2 separate regions of the Mus musculus genome follow, and region 2 is linked to region 1. Evidence: chromatin loops called from intact Hi-C (ENCODE). Cell type or tissue: left cerebral cortex. All regions are shown on one strand. Links, peaks and the distances in the headings refer to the core of each region. The heading gives the core; the rest is flanking DNA.

Evidence for each region. Peaks named below come from ENCODE experiments on the same cell type or tissue, not always from the same donor. Only the 100,000 strongest peaks of a DNase experiment are listed, where the experiment ranks them.
Region 2: a loop joins it to region 1, with 2.2 times the contacts of the local background. A loop is called at or near these places in 1 of 42 quality-filtered maps.

What each region holds. Positions count from the first base shown.
Region 1 is chr5:135,076,201-135,081,567 of GRCm38, reverse strand. It overlaps Vps37d (vacuolar protein sorting 37D), which reads left to right and starts at 3,302. Exons shown (of 4, transcript NM_001199677.1): 1 at 3,302-3,506; 2 at 4,939-5,110. The coding sequence starts at 3,369. In left cerebral cortex, for the core only: CTCF peaks have their summits at 3,020 and 3,228 (motif pointing left); DNase peaks (open chromatin) are centred at 2,937, 3,243, 3,810 and 4,177; H3K4me3 peaks cover 1,887 bases; H3K27ac peaks cover 766 bases.
Region 2 is chr5:135,143,064-135,148,438 of GRCm38, reverse strand. No RefSeq gene overlaps it. Among named protein-coding and RNA genes, the nearest start is that of Tbl2, 3.9 kb to the left of the region's middle. In left cerebral cortex, for the core only: a CTCF peak has its summit at 2,324 (motif pointing left); a DNase peak (open chromatin) is centred at 2,640.

The DNA.
Region 1 (5,367 bases), core at 368-5,367:
TTCCAGAGGTCCTGAGTTCAATCCCCAGCAACCACATGGTGGCTCACAACCATCTGTAATGGGATCTGACGCCCTCTTCTGATGTGTATCTGAAGACAGCAATATAAATAAAATAAATAAATCTTTTTAAAAATTTTAAAAAATAAAAATAAATGAATACTATATTTTGAACAATTGGAATGGTGCTATTCCTCCATGAAGCCCCCAAGCTTTTTGTTTTTTCTCACGTTTCTTTAATCTATATTTCCTCTGCTCAAAAATAATACACAAACAAGTATAAAACTTGTGGAGTGGGACATACTGGCCTACACCTGTAATGCCAGAATCCAGAGGGAAAGGCTTGGCTATGTGATGAGATCCTGTGTATAAAATAAAATAAAACTAAGACTGAAATCTAACACAGTGGTAGGGCCCCTGCCTAGAATCCCCCAGTGAGGAGTGAGGGGTGTGGCTCAGTGGTAGAGCCCCTGCCTAGAATCCCCAGTGAGGGGCTGGGGGCGTGGCTCAGTGGTAGAGCCCCTGCCTAGAATCCCCCAGTGAGGATCGAGGGGCGTGGCTCAACAGTAGAGTACTTGCTTTGTATGGGTAAGTCCTCTGTTTCTATTCCTACCGCCTCAAATTTTAAAAACTGGAGCTAGGGTGGGGATAAAAGGGAGTCGGTTAAACAGAAACTAAGGTGAACGAGTCAGACAGAAGCCATCAGAACGGACTAAGGGGCTAGCCAGTCACCTCAGAAGTGAGAGCTGAGGTGATCCTCAGATCAAGGCAGCATCTGTCTGTGTTGACTTCTGAATGAAGAGAGGTCACACTCTTCCAGGAGGCCAGAGAGAATCGGGACAAAGGGCAGGCACAAAGGGCATCCTGGGAAATGGGGCAGGAGAAGCAGAAGTATCTTTCTAGGATAGACATGGAGCTCTGGAGAAAAGCATGGAAGGTCTGGTGATCTTTTTTAAAAAACAGAAAAGAAAAAGAAAAAGAAAAGACATATTTATTGCTAGAGATGGTGGTGTACGCCTTTAGCCCCAGCACTCAGGAGACAGAGGCAGGCAGATCTCTGTGAGATCCAAGCTAGCCTGGTCTACAGAGTGAATTCCAGCCAGAGTGAATTCAACCCACAGCCATGGTGACACAGGAAGCTGGGAGAGGGCATTAGATCCCCCATGGAACTGAAATTACAGGCAGCTATGAGCCACCATGTGGATTCTGGGTCCCAAACCCTGGTCCTCTGCAAGAGTAGCAAATGCTCTTAATTGCTGAGCAATCTCTTCTGTCTCTAGGACTTGAGAGGGGGAAGGAGGAGGAATAAACAGAAAGGCAGGACCCTCCCTGTCATCTCCCTCACAGCTAAGGAGGAAGGTTAGTAGCCCAGCGTAGGAAGGGCCAAGGGAGAGGCAGACAGGAGTTCCCTAAAATGCTCCCAGAAATAAATAGCCAGCTTGGAAAAAGCAGACTAGGGCGCTCAGAGATGGACTATGGATGACAGTCAAGGGAGAACAGAATGGCAAACTCACAGGAAAGGATAGGCAGGAGCCCGCACTGGGAGGCAGAGACAGCTTCCAGAGGTAGGGTCCTTTCATATGAGTGGATTTCAGTTATGGCTAAGTTAGAGCAGATATGGTGGTGCGCACATGTCATCTTAACACTTGGGAGCTAAGGCAGGAGGATAAAGCTGGATTAGAGACAGCCTTATTGAGCTCTCTTGGTCCCTATGCCTTGACTTACAATCTTCTCCAGAACTCCTATTCAGCCTTTGAAACCCCATTCAGTTGTCACCTCTTCACATAAGTCTTTATGATTGGCTGGAACCAGTCATGTGCCTTCATAGTGGGGAGTGAGTGAGTGTGTGTGTGTGTGTGTGTGTGTGTGGTGTGTGTGTGTGTGTACAGGGAACACATTCATTATATATGTGTACGTGGCAGGGGGAAGATGCACATGGAAACAAAGGTCAACACCCAGCTGTTGTGACTGCTTTTGTTTGTTGGTTTGGTTTTAGACAGGGCCTGGACCTCATAGATCAGGCTAGGCTGGCTGACCATGGAACCCCGGGAGTCCAGCTACCTCTGCAGTACTGTGAGTAAGAACCTGAACAACCATGCTTGTTGGTTGGTTGGTTGTTGTTGTTTTGTTTTTCCCAGACAGGGTTTCTCTGTGTAGCCCTGGCTGTCCTGGAGCTCACTCTGTAGACCAGGCTGGCCTCGCACTCAGAAATCTGCCTGCCTCTGCCTCCTGAGTGCTGGGATTAAAGGCGTGCACCATCACGCCCGGTTTGTCTGGCTTCTTACCTGTGTTCTAGGACTTGAACTCGGATCCTCCTTGTGGTATGACAAACATTTCACATCTCTCTTGCTCCTACCATCTGTATTTTTGGGACAGAGCCTTTCTATAAAGCCCAGACTGGTATCAAAATCTAGATAATCCCCCTGCCTCAGTCATCATAGTGCTGGGATTATGCCACGTCTGCCTCTGCCATTCTGTGTTGCACTAAATGAGATTGTGCCTTAGCCTGTGGACTCCTTGTAGATGGGGAACAAGGATTGTCAATCAGAGTAATAGGACTTCAGGAACGTGATGTCATCTTTTGAGATTTTTAAAATCTGTTTTATTTTGTAAATTACCTTTTATTAATTTATTTTCTTGGTGGTGTTGGGGATGGAATATAGGGCATTGTAAACACACAGACTATGGCTAAGCGCCACTAACACTCTGTGACGCCTCGGTATCTCTAAAGTAACAGAAACTCAGGAAGTTAGTTACATATTCACCTGCCCTGCCCCAAAGGCACTCAGCATTCGCTATCTCAACGTTCATGGTGCTTCAAATCCCCCATTTCACAGATGAAAAAAACTGAGGCACAGAGGATATGAATGACGTGACCAAGTTAGCAGCCAGACAGGGGCTTTGGCGCCCAGCCCAACTCAGAGAGCTGTAGGTATCCAAAGAGGGGGATGTGAAAGAACCTTGCAAACTGTAGGCTCCTGGGGTGGGAGGGTCCGCGGTGAAGCGTGGCAGGATGAAGGGGCGAGATGAGAGGATATTTGGATTTCGAGACATAGGTGGGAGGATGGACTTCGGGAGAGAGCCCGCTTTGAGCGACAGGTTTGCTATGGCTCGGGAACACCCCGGCGGGAGATCTCCGGGTGCGGCCCGCCCCCTATCTGCCCCACCCCCAGTCTGGCCAGCCGCGGCGGCTGCCCCTTTAAGAGCGGTCAAGGCGCCCCCTGGTGGCAGAACGCGGCCAGCGCAGCGCGCGGCCGGAGCTGGAGCTGGAGCCGGAGCCCGGAGCCCGGAGCGGAGCCGGAGCGGAGCCGGGGCGGAGCGGGGCCGATCGGGCCGAGCCAGCAGCCGAGCTGGGGGCGCGGGCGGGCGGTATGTACCGGGCCCGGGCGGCGCGGGCGGGGCCGGAGCCCGGCAGCCCGGGGCGCTTTGGGATCCTCAGCACCGGGCAGCTCCGGGATCTGCTTCAAGATGAGCCCAAGCTGGACCGGATCGTGCGGCTCAGCAGGAAGGTAACGCGGGGGGCGCGGGCAGGAGGAGGGTGTGGGGGGATGGAGAGGTCGGGCTGCGGCCTGCGGGGACCCGGAGACCCAGCCAGCGGAGGCCACCCCCCTGGAGCTGCCAGGCCTCGGGATCATGGGAGCCTGGCACGTCCGAGTGGGCCCCGCGGAGCCGCCCCCGGGGGATGGGGGGCGCCCCGATCCAGCCTGGGGCGAGTGGTGCGGAAGGGGGGCGCCCGGGGATGCACCCGTGCACCCCGGGATGGCCGCGAGGCGTGCCCTCCCGAGGATGCTCCGGGGAGGTGTGTTCTGGGGGGCGGGAGGTGGAGGGTGAGCTGTGTTGTGGGGGGCCCTGGCTCAGCACACCCACGTTCTGTAGGGCCAGAAAGGGGAGGCGCCTTGTTTGGGGGGGGAGAACTGAAGGCCTGCTTGACACCTGGGGTGGGGAGGATAGCTGGGAAAATGGGGGGGGGGTAGTAATGCATTAGATGGGGAGGGGGCTTTGTGTCTGCCATTGGGTATGGGTCTTTGAATACAGAGGCTTGTATTCTGTAGGCCACCATAAGAGAAAGTTGTATATTTCACGGGAGACATAGGCCCGGGCTGGTTGTCTGTCGGGAGGGGGGTACAGAAAGAGAAAGTGTGTGTTACAAGGAGCCAGACGAGGAGGGGCTTGTGCATGGATCAGGGGACAGATGGAGGGAGCGCATTCTCCAGGGGCGGGGAGCTAGGCTTGGCCCTCCTAGAAACAGGCTCAAACAGCCGTCTTCAGGGCCCCAGTGCTGCCTTCTGCTAGGTGAGCAGCTAGCAGGGGCAGGGGACCACAGAAGCAAAGGGGGTGTGTGTTGTGTTCGCGGGGGCGTGTGGGGTTCCACTAGAGGGCCAACAAGGGGGTAGAAGAGATGAGAGGGTGACCTGAGTGGGGGTTGCTGGGAAGGTTCGGGGTGAAAACATCACTCCCCCAAGAGTCAGAACAGGGGGTGGGGATGCTTTCCACACAAACACCTGAGGAGGAAGCGAGACAAAGGCCTGGTATGAGAGGCAAGCTGTCCAAGCGGAGAAAATGGGACAGAGGAGGGAGGGGGGAGCCCTCCGGGACCTAAGCAGACATATTAATTGAAAAATTAAAAATTAACTAACATTTGTAGAGGCCTTCATAGTTTGGTTCACTTAAGTCTCACAACAGCTCGGTGAGCTAGGCGGGTTTTTTGTTTTGTTTTGTTTTGTTTATGTTTTGTTTTGTTTTTAATTGTAGTAGAAACTGGGGCCCAAAGAAAAGATGCAAGGCAAAGCCTGGTCCCTCCACCTGTTGGTCCTGTCACCCTTGCAGGTTGGGGGCTCCGGGGTGCCTTTGGCCAGGCCTGTGGTGGGTGTTGTGCAAGGGTGGACTTCAGGTGACCCTGGGCAGTCTGAGCCCAGGCCTCTTAGCTCTCGTCCACCGCAGTTCCAGGGTCTGCAGCTGGAACGGGATGCCTGCTTGGCCTCTAACTACGCGCTGGCCAAGGAGAACCTGGCCTTGCGGCCCCGCCTGGAGATGGGTCGGACAGCCCTGGCCATCAAGTACCAAGAGCTTCGAGAGGTGGCTGAGAACTGCGCAGACAAACTGCAGAGACTGGGTGAGGGGCGGCCCAGGAGACCTGCTTGGGGCGGGGTTGGCCTTAATTCGTGCCAAGTTCTTAAGGGTGGGACTGGGACACACCTACTCCTGGACAAAGTGTGAAGGGAGTTGGTTTTGGCCTCCTGGAAGAGTGAGGTGTTGACCTGTGGAGGAAGCAGGCATGGAGAACTGGGCTGGGTCCCCCATTGTGTGTAATCCCAGGATTTGGGAGGCAGAGGCAGGAGGATCACAAAACTTCAAGACCAGCCCTAGGTT
Region 2 (5,375 bases), core at 61-5,060, 67 kb before region 1:
GCTGAGTTCCTTCAGCAACCCATAAACCCGGTGTAGTAGTAATAGCCTATAATTCCACACTTGGGAGTAGGAGGCAGGAAGATCAGAAATTCAAGGTTTTCTTAGAATACATTTCGAGTTCCAGGGCAAGCTGAGCTATGTGAGACGCACAACAACAACTACAAAATAAACTGGAAGTTGCTGCAAAAATCCTCCAGGGAGGTGATAAGTACCTAGATTTGGGGGTGGCCTGAAGAGAGAAAGGGATGTCGAAAAAGATATAATTACGTTTTGGCCATGCTAGAGATTGAATCTTGGACAATCATTATGCTAAGCAGCTGCTCTACAATGGAGGCTATTATCTAGTCCCTGAAAAGGTTGTGAGTATGTATGTGTTTTACACCAATTGTGGGGGCATATTCCTTTAATCCCGGCACTTGGGAAGCAGAGACAGGTGGATTGCTTTTGAATCTGTGGCCAGTCTGGTGTACTCAAGCATACTCCAGGCCAGAGAAAGCTACACAGTGAGACTTCCAAAAGAAAATGTGTTTTCATATGTACATATATATGTGTGTATGTCATACATGAGTGTGAGTTTACATGTGTTCAGATGTGTGTGCGTGTGCACACGCACTCGAGAGCACATGTATGGAGGCCAGATATTGATGTCTGTTGGTTTTCCAGATGGCTCTCCACCTTATATGGTGAGTATTGGGGCAGGGTATCTTGCTAAATCAGTATTGTACAATTTCAGCTATTCTGATTAACCAATTTCTCCTACTCTCCCTCATGCAGGCTGACATGACATACCCACCCAGTGTTTAGGATGGTTTCTGATACCCAAACTCCAATCTACATACAAAGTAAATGCTTTACCCACTAAGACATCTCAGCTCAAAGAGAAAATTTTTGTTTTGTCCTAAAACAGGGTCTCAGTATTGTAGCCCAGACTGGCCATAAATTTGTGACAACCCTCCTTCCTCACTCTTCTGAAAACTAGGATTATAGGAACTTTTTGGTTTGATTTGATTTTTTTTTTTTTTTTTCGAGACAGGGTTTCTCTGTATAGCCCTGACTGTCCTGGAACTCACTCTGTAGACCAGGCTGGCCTCGAACTCAGAAATCTGCCTGCCTCTGCCTCCCGAGTGCTGGGATTAAAGGCATGCGCCACCACGCCCAGCTTGTTTTTTTTTATTTTGTTTTGTGTTTTGTTTTACTTTTAATTTTGGGGTGCTGAGACAGAGTCACTGTGTAATCCTGGATGGCCTGGAACTCACTTTGTAGGCCAAGAAGGCCTTGAACTTGAAGTAATCCTTTTCCTCCAAAGTACTGTGAATACAGGCACGCTCCACCAAGCACATCATTTTAGAACTAGTTTATTTAAAAATAAATTACATTTGTCTGTAATCCCAGCATTCGGGCGTTAGAGGCAGGGAGATCCTGAGTTCAAGTCCAGCCACAATGGCTCAGCAGATTAAAAAACACTTGCCACCAAGCCTGACAACTTGAAATTGAGTTCCAGGGCCCAGATGACCGAGAGAACAAACTCCAAGTTGTCTTCTGACCTACACAGACACTGCATAACCACCACGAGCATGCACCATCCCCTCAACACACAAGTGAGGAACCGTAATTTAAAAAAAAAAAAAAAAAAGATTTTTAAAAGGTGACCATTAGGGGCTGGAGAGATGGCTCAGCACCTAAGAGCACTGACTGCTCTTCCAGAGGACCTGAGTTCAATTCCCACCAACCACACAATGGCTCACAACTATCTATAATGGGATCTGATACCTTCTTTTTTTTTTTTTTTTTTTTTTTTTTCTTGAGACAGGGTTTCTCTGTATAGCCCTGACTGTCCTGGAACTCACTTTGTAGACCAGGTTGGCCTCGAACTCAGAAATCTGCCTGCCTCTGCCTCCCAAGTGCTGGGACTAAAGGCGTGCGACACCACCGCCCAGCGATCTGATACCTTCTTTTGGTGTGTCTGAAGACAGCAACAGTGTACTCATATACATTAAATGAATAATTTTTTTTTTAAAAAAAAAAGGTGGCCATTAGAGAAAAAGGAACAGTGAAGTCCTATGGACCCTTTCAGTCCATTTTCTCCAATTAAAATCTCAAAAAAAAAAATAGCCAGATACAACCAGAAATTGATTTTGATATATATGACATTGATATCATCTACAGAATTCACCATTAAGATATATCTTGAGGGCTGGAGAGATGGCTCAGTGGTTAAGAGCACTGACTGCTCTTCCAGAGGTCCTGAGTACAAATCTCAGCAACCACATGGTGGCTCACAACCATCTGTAATTGGGTTTCATGCCCTCTTCTGGTGTATCTGAAGACAGCAACAGTGTACTTATACATAAATAAATCTTTTTTTAAAAGACTTATCTTGAAAGATAACATTTGGATTAGATGTGCTTCATTAGACAGGAATGTTCCTAAAACTGGTATGCCCTGCAGGTTGCCTGGTCCCCACATCCACAGCAAGCCTATAAGCTCACAATGGGCCAGCCTGCACTAACCCCACCACACTCCAGCTGCCTGGCCTCACAGATGGACCCTCTAAGGACACCAGCAATGACAGAAGCAGACAGACATAGACACGTTGGCTACCTCTGGTGAGGAACTCCATCCAGTCAGAGCAGAGAGGACTCACTTCCTTCCCTTTTGCTCTTTTCTGGGAACTGGCATCGATTCAGTTCTGGACAGTGCGGTGGGGAGTGCTGGTCTCTGCCATCTACAGATAAAGCTGTCTGGGTCTTTGCTTGTTATGCTGGTTACTTTTTTTTTTTTTTTTTTTTTGTCAACTTGATACAAACTCCAGTTGTCTGGGAAGAGGGGATCTCAGTTGAGGAAGGGATTCAATCAGACTACCTCTTACCCATGCCAGTGGGACATTTTCTTAATTAGTGACTGGGGGAGGGACACACACCGCAGGTAGTTCCACTCGTGAGCATGTGGGGCTGGGCTGTGTAAGAAAGGTAACTGATCGAGGCAGGAGCCAGCACCCTCCATGGTCTCTGCTTCAGTTCTAGCCCCCAGGAGATCCTGCATTGGCTCACTTCAATGACTGCCTGTCACATGGAAGTTTGTTTGTCTGTCTGTCTGTTTTTGAGACAGGGTTTCTCTGTGTAGCCCTGGCTGTCCTGGAACTCACTCTGTAGACCAGGCTGGCCTCGAACTCAGAGATCCGCCTGCCTCTGCCTCCCAAGTGCTGGGATTAAAGGCGTGAGCCACCACATCCGGCCTGTCACATGGAAGTATAAACCAAATAACTCCTTTCCTCTCTAAGTTGCTTTGGGTCTTCATCAAACAATAGAAAAACAAACTAAAATATTTGGTTTGGTTTGATTCTCTGAGACAGGATAATAATAATGTGCTTTGAATTCCCTAGGTAGTCTAGGCTGGCCTCGAACTCACGAACATCCTGTCTCAGTCTTCCCGGTGCTGGGATCACAAGCATCCATTATCAATGCTGGGGTGACATTTTCTCTGTAAAGAAGTATTTTGGGGCTGGGGGAATGGCTCAGTCACTAAAGTGTTTGGCGAATGAAATTAATCTCTCTGCACACGTGTGTGCCCATGTTTACAGTTGTATAAATACATGTACCAGCAAGAAGTTAATATCAGTTGTCTTTCTCACTCATTTTCCAACTTTCCCTAGTCTACATTTCCAGTGAGTTTTTTTTTGTTTGTTTGTTTTGTTTTTAGTCGTTAGATTAGGATTCTAGGTCCATAAGCATAAGGCTTGAGTTTAGTTCCTCAGCACCCACATAAAAGCCAGGCATGGTAGAGTGTGTATCAGAGATAAGCAGACTAGTGAGGCTTGCTAATTAACCAGTCTAGCTGAACTAGCCAGCTCCAGGTTCAGTGAGAAACCCGATCTCACGACAGAAGCTGGGAGTTTGCTAAGAGTCACCCTGAGCTCACTACCCCAAGGGGGCATCTTTAGGAGTCAGCGCCATGAGTGTTGGTATCTAGTCTAAACAACCATCAGAATGACCCTTTGGACAGCCATGTCCCAACCGGAACTAGACCAGAAGCTGCTGACATAAGACGTGCTGGCTGCATCTTGTTCCCTTTCTGTCTCTGGGTACACGATAGTCCCTATCCTGGGATGCAGAATTTTAATATGACTACTAATAAAAACTCATTAGAAAAGCAGGTGGGAGAAGTTGGGAATTGATGGAGAAAGACACCTGGTGTTAACTTCTTGCCTCTTTTACATGTGCCTATAACAACATAGACAAACCCACATGAAGATGTGCGTATAACACATGCACATGTGCACACTTGTACACACGCAATATACATTCCATTCAAGTATTTTACACGTATTTGTTCATGTGTTTAAGTTTCCTGTACAGATGCATGGGAGGGTACATGCTTTACTACTCTGAAGACCGGAATACAACCCGCGGGAGCTGTCTCTTTTCTCCACCACTTGGGTCCAGGAGATAGAATTTAGGTCGTCAGATTTGACAGCAAGCCCCCCAAATGAGCTGAGCCATCTTGCCTCCGAAGACTTTTGTTTCACTTAATCTTCCCACAGCAGGCAGACTTTAGGACCTGGTTAAGCAGCTGTACAAGAAACAATTAGAAGCGGGGTTTGGCCAGTTGATGTAGGTTGCTAGGGGCAGCTGCCTGGGGTTAGAGTCTGATCCTGGCTCCAGCTTCTTTGCTTCCTGGTTAGCCACAACGTGAACAGGCTTAGCTCTACACATCTGCAGCTATCTCTTCCCCACAATGCGCTACAATCATCTGAAAGCACAAGCACCAATAAATCTTTCCTTGAGTTATTTCTGTCAGGTATTATGGCCACAGTGATGCCAAGGCAAGGCCACAGTCAACAAGGAAGCAAGAAAAAGAACCCAGTGACAACGCCTGACAGCCATGTACCAAGATTGATCTTCCTCTAGCCAAGTTAAGGAGGGATGGTGCATACAGCCATCTCTTACCCTCATGGGTGCATAGCCTAGTCTGAAGCCAACAGGAGTGTGAAGGAGGACAGCGAGCAGGATGGAGGAGAGTGGGGAGGACCATAGAGGGAAGTATAAGTTGAGGATGTAGAGTTCGGGCTGTACTTGCAAAGGTGGAGGCTGAGACAGAACAGAGCATGTCTTAGCCACTTTGCTGTTGCTATGACAAAACACTATGACAAAAGCAACTCAGAAGAGGAAATATCTAACTAGGCTTAGAGTTTCAGAACATTAGAGTCCATGATGGCAGAGCAAATGCAAGAGTGGCTGAAAGATCACATCTTGGTCAGCAAGTAGGAGGCAGAGAGAGACCACACTGGGAACAGAGCAGGTGAGTCTTTTCAAATCTCAAAGCCCACCCCCGAGTGATACACCTCCTCTCCAATGAGGCCACACCTCCTAATCCTT